2 separate regions of the Homo sapiens genome follow, and region 1 is linked to region 2. Evidence: read pairs that join two places in POLR2A ChIA-PET (ENCODE). Cell type or tissue: PC-9. All regions are shown on one strand. Each heading gives the region's core, and the rest is flanking DNA. Links, peaks and the distances in the headings are about the cores only. Region 1 overlaps EPCAM-DT (EPCAM divergent transcript). Region 2 overlaps CALM2 (calmodulin 2).

Region 1 (2,804 bases), core at 257-2,756, 73 kb before region 2:
AAACCACTCTTTATTTTGGCAAACACTGGGTACTCAAAGCAATTTGCCTTTTGTCTAAACTGAAAGCAGAGATGTTGTTGGGCCTGAGGTGGATTTCTAATCTTTCCCTGCCTCTGACTAAGGACCAGTGGCCCTTGTCCTGGATGAAGTTATCGCAGGGGTCTGGGAGAGAAAGACCAAATGTGCACATGGCATCAGCCCTGCCCCCAGGAGGAGCTGGAGTGGGGTCCTGTGTGTTGACACTCAATGGCTGAGACTTAGATCAGCCATTACTGCAGACAGAGTCGCTTCTTTTTTAACACTGTGGCAGGAACCAAAGCGCAGGTTCATGCAGCTCAAAGGCAGCAGGGGCTGGAGTTCAGGGAATCTGGTTTTTAATGGGGCCCCAGAACAGGTCTGCAGCACTGGCTTCCTGGGAGTTTGAGAGCTGGGAGCCCTCCACCCAGCACCACACCCCTCCTCCCAGCCCCCTCGCCTGCTGCATTGCACCACTGATTTAGTGAAGACATCATCCTCACCCCCTTCTCAGAGCTGCTCGCTGCTCTGTTCTGACAATTACACTAGCTGCTGCAGAGAAGTGCTCATCCCCACCGACATATGGCTTTTTAAAGTGATAAATTGCATTAGCAAATTTCTTATTAGCTCTGCTGTCAGGAGGGATCTCCTGCCATGTTAGCTTGCTGAGGCTGATGCATAACTTCCTGACCGTTAATTACCATGCCAAGGGCTAAAGGGACTCAGCAGCGGGTAGGTGGATAAGTGGAGGTCCTGTTCTCTCTTCCCCTCTCCATGGGAGGTCAGGAAGGCTTGGCTCAATGGCCCTTAAACTGTCTTTGGTCTGGTTCTGCAGTGAGCTCTAGCCTTTAGGCTCCTGATCTTCGTGGGTAGGGCACAGGATACTCAGATACCATCTGGGCTGCTTGGGGTTGGGTTTTCCCTCAGGTCCTTCAGGACTTGGCAGCTTGAATCTGCACAGCATCTCTTTTGGAGCTGGATGTTCAAGACAAACCCTGGACTGGGTCCTAGAAAGGTGCTCTAGCCTCTCTTTGGGGGTTCAAGGCCAGTGATCCTCCTCATTCCTCCTCTTCTCATGCCAAACAGCTTGAAGAGCCTCCTCCCCGAAGGTGACATCATGTCTCTTGCTTAGGTCTTTTCTTGGTGGCTCTCCAAGGAACTGCATATTCAGGATGTTCAATCCCAACTTCCATGGACTCAGGCTCTCCTTTTATACAAGAAATTGCATAAAACTCAAAGTCACTGGGGAGCAAAAATGAAAAGAGAAACATTTTAATTTCTTGTTTTACCTACTACACAAAATGAGTAACCATTTTGAGGGTCTCTGACTTCTTTGAGAATCAGACAAAAAAAATTGATCCTCATCCCCAGTAAAAATGCACATACAAATTTGTGCATTCAGTTTCAGAGTCTTTCCAGTCTCTCTGCAGCCCATTTATGAATCCACGTTTTATAGGTGCCCTTTCCAACACCCTCTGACTGCCCCCCCTCCCCCGACCCCAACCCCCACCTCAAGCAGCTGATCCCTGGGAACTGACCATATCAGCGGCCTCCTGCCACAAGAAATGAGTTAGTCTGAAGCAGCAGAACCAGCTCCCCAGGGCAACCCAGGGCACAGTTTGGGTGAAGTCCACTAGAGGCAATTGCATTATTTCTTGAGTTACATTAGACATGGTGAGACAGAAATGTGCTCAGCGTGGCAATGACTTTGTGGCCAGGTCTACATTAACTACTCATTCTGAGAAACCAGTTCTTGTGGCTGGGAGGCTCCTGTAGTAGCATTTTCTTGTCCTGGTGTGCTCCTGCTGAGAAGGGAGGTGAGGGAGGAGGAGGAGGAGACTGCAGCAGAAAAAGAAAAGATTCTGAAATGGGTGCGGGGGAGGGTATGTGTGTGTGGAGAAAGGCAGAGAGAGGGGGTGGGGACGAGAACTGAATTCTTCATTATTCAGCCTAAGGATGCTTTAGATGGAATCTGAAAAATTTGTGAGGATGAATTTGCACTCTTTAAAACACGTGGCCTCAAGTTCTGTCTCATCTTGAGCTTTGGCTAGGAGTGATGCTCTGCTCTGTAAAATCAGAAAAACACTCTCCTTTCTTGTCACTTCTAGGCTAGGGTATAAGAAATGCCCAAAGGAGGATGGAAAAGTGGAAGGAGGTTCTCTAAGTGAATGAGGTGGTCACAAAGTTATTCGCTATCACCCCAAATTGTTTCCATGACTCCCTGGCGGAAGCAAGAGAGAACTACTGCAATAAGACCAGGCCCAGCACGGGTTTTTTGGAGGGATGGAAGGCGCTGATAACCAGCCCAACACAAATTGCCTCTTTCTCTGAACTTCGGGAGCGTGTGTTGCCTTTGGCTTAGGTCCCAGCGCAGCCTCTGCACTACAGCCCAACCAGGGCCTGTCCTCATCAGCCCCCTCTCCCTCCTACCTCCAGGTTGGTGCAGTCATGAAGAAGCTGGGCTCTTGCTGCAATCCTAGCCTAGCATTTCCCTGCCACGTTTCCCAAGTGTCCTTCCAGGACTGACCTGCTTGCCATCCCCTGTAGGCTCCAGCCCATTTGCTCCAGTCCTGATGTTTGGCTCATTTTTTTTTTTTTTAATACAGACAAGGTCTCATTTTGTTGCCCATGCTGGTCTCGAACTCCTGGGCTCAAGCAATTCTCTTGTGCCGGCCTCCCAACATGCTGGGATTATAGGCGTGGGCCACTGTTCCCGGCCCCAGCTCATTTTTGAGGAGGGGAGTACTTGGACTTTCTAGGTCTCTGCCTCAGCCCTTTTTGTTTCTCCA
Region 2 (2,804 bases), core at 56-2,555:
TTAGCTTTTTGTTAAATCATGTAATAGAAAGGTGATTACTGCTAATTAAACATTGGGAATTTATGCACCTAATGGTGGTGTTAAAAGATACCCATAGCAGAGAATGTAATATAAACAAATACCTCAAAGTCCTTTAATTTTCTTGTAACCTAAATTAGGTGAAAGGTGCAATGTGTCTGAACTCCAATATATGTATTTCTAGATATTTCTACATTCTGTTTAAAAACAGTAAAATTGAAATGTCTTTATCAATTGTGCTATTTGTAGGTGGAGACTCCCTGATCTATTTTTGTCATTAGGTTGATCTAGGTTAGCACTGTATACTATCTTCATAAAATCAATTAGTGTGGTATGAACCTTCTGATTGGTATTAGATGAGTTCCTCTATAAACCAGTAATATTTAAATAAGAAAGAATGCAGTTAGGAGGCAATTGTAATAGCCCTGGCAAAGGACGATGGAGCCTTGAACCAAAATACTGGTTGTAGAGATGGAGGAAAAATCAGGCAGTATTTAAATGATAGAATTCGAGACCTGTTGACAGATTTCAGACTGAAAGAGTTAAAAGTGGCTCTTGGGCTTTTGCTAGTACCTTTAGGGTTGCCTGGGAGTATAGAATTCATTTTCATATGTTTTGCTTGTCATCAGCCAGGGGAGCTATATCCTGTAGACAGCCAGAAATAAAGACATTTATTGAGCGAGATGGGTAGACTAAAGATATCTTCGTTGTAAGTGGGTATAGATGAAGTGGCCAAGGAGTGGAAAAAAAGGATAAAATTGGTCACATCTAGACATAAGAGACAGGAGTAAGAGCCTTTGGCAGTATATGGTAGGAGGAAAATCAAAGTACTGTTACGAAGGCCAAGAAAAATTTTGAGAGTTTTTCCATGCAGTTTTGGATGCTGCAAAAAAATGAGATAGTCTTTATCTTGACATTTATTAAGTATGTATTTGTTGGACATAGTTCTAAGTGTTTGACACATACTAATTTTTTTATGGGGGGTGACCAGGTGAATACCCCTTGTGGGCATGGTATACTGTGTCACCCCACTTACTGGGCACATTTATGTCATTTCACAGAAATGAGGAAGCTGAGGCAGAAAAGGTTTAGTAGCTTGTCCATATTGCATTGCCAGAAGAAGAAACAGAGCTAGGAAATTCTAACCCAGTAGTCAAGTTACAAAGTCTCATTTTAGTTTCTATGCCATATGGCTTCACATTGAAGCATGCTTGATGGATTGGGTGACTGACTAGTAGTCATTGGTAAACTCAGCATTTTCAGGTGATGAGTTGGAGCTGGATGTCATTTTAAAATAGTGGATTGTTTGGAGAGAGGAAATTGGTATGAGTAGTAGTGCCTTCCAAAATTTGGGGAGGGATAAGGGCAAGCATTTAAAATATAACTAAGGTTTCAATTTAGTTTTAGGCTAAGCGATGTGAAGATATTTATGTGGTAATGGGCAAATTAGTGGAAGAATAGTTGAGTCCAGGGAAGAGGTAATACGGAATGAAACTGGAAGGTGTACGCGAATTGGAGTTAGGGATAAGCAGGCAGGGAATAAATTGGCCTTGGACCGTAAAGAAGGTACACCATTTCTTACACATGTGTCACATAAATTTTCAAATGTATGGCTATGTTGGGAAAGCTTAATGGCCCAATGAACTTGGAAACTTTTTGTATTCATTTGCTGATAGGGTCTAATATTTTCTGGGAAATGACTTACTTGGAAAATACTAGCTTTATTATTTACTGATTGGTATAACTTTGCAGTATCAAAGTTAGTCTGTTTTAGTTTCTTTCTTTCTTTTTTTTTTTTTGAGACAAGTCTCACTCTGTTGCCCAAGCTGGAGTGCAGTGGTGTGATCTCGGCTCACTGCAACCTCCGCCTCTCGGGTTCAAGCAGTTCTGCTGCTGCAGCCTCCCCAGTAGCTGGGACTACAGGCGCACGCCGCCACACCCAGCTTGTGTGTGTGTTTGTGTTTTAATAGAGACGGGGGACTACAGGCCCACGCTGCCACACCCAGCGTGTGTGTGTGTGTGTGTGTGTGTGTGTGTGTGTGTGTGTTTTAGTAGAGACGGGGGACTACAGGCACACGCCGCCACACCCAGCTTGTGTGTGTGTGTGTTTTAGTAGAGACGGGGTTTCTTTTCTTTTTCTTCTTTTTTTTTTTTTTTGAGACGGAGTCTCGCTCTGTCGCCCAGGCTGGAGTGCAGTGGCGCAATATCAGCTCACTGCAAGCTCTGCCTCCCAGGTTCACGCCATTCTCCTGCCTCAGCCTCCCGAGTAGCTGGGACTATAGGCGCCCGCCACCACGCCCGGCTAATTTTTTTGTATTTTTAGTAGAGATGGGGTTTCACCGTGTTAGCCAGGATGGTCTCGATCTCCTGACCTCATGATCCACCCGCCTCAGCCTCCCAAAGTGCTGGGATTACAGGCTTGAGCCACCGCGCCCGGCCTGAGACGGGGTTTCACCCTGTTGTTCAGGCTGGTCTGGAACTCACCCTGAGCTCAGGCAGTCTGCCCACCTTGGCCTCCCAAAGTGCTAGGATTACAGGTGTGAGCCACTGCACCTGGCTTGTTTTAGTTTATCTGTAAATGGTGAATGAAGCCAGGTAGTCTGGAGTGTTGCACCAGCAGGAGGTTTCCATGTAATCTAGTGATGTATTAGAAGGAACATATAGCCGGGCACAGTGGCTCATGCCCTGTAATCCCAGCACTTTGGGAGGCAGAGACAGGCGGATCACCTGAGGTTGGGAGTTCGAGGCCAGCCTGACCAACGTGGAGAAACCCCATCTCTACTAAA

What was found. Peaks named below come from ENCODE experiments on the same cell type or tissue, not always from the same donor. Only the 100,000 strongest peaks of a DNase experiment are listed, where the experiment ranks them.
Region 1: POLR2A ChIA-PET joins it to region 2 with 10 read pairs; 19 of 35 experiments call an interaction of 5 or more read pairs at or near these places.

Annotation. Positions count from the first base shown.
Region 1 is chr2:47,237,186-47,239,989 of GRCh38, reverse strand. The region is part of intron 3 of EPCAM-DT (EPCAM divergent transcript); the gene reads left to right. LOC124907763 (a long non-coding RNA gene) reads right to left here. Exons shown (of 2, transcript XR_007086311.1): 2 at 1-1,257. Among named protein-coding and RNA genes, the nearest start is that of CALM2, 62 kb to the right of the region's middle. RefSeq lists an enhancer at 573-1,327. In PC-9, for the core only: no CTCF peak of the experiment used is centred there; a DNase peak (open chromatin) is centred at 1,719.
Region 2 is chr2:47,163,609-47,166,412 of GRCh38, reverse strand. The region is part of intron 2 of CALM2 (calmodulin 2); the gene reads left to right. Among named protein-coding and RNA genes, the nearest start is that of STPG4, 9.7 kb to the right of the region's middle. In PC-9, for the core only: no CTCF peak of the experiment used is centred there; no DNase peak of the experiment used is centred there; H3K27ac peaks cover 643 bases.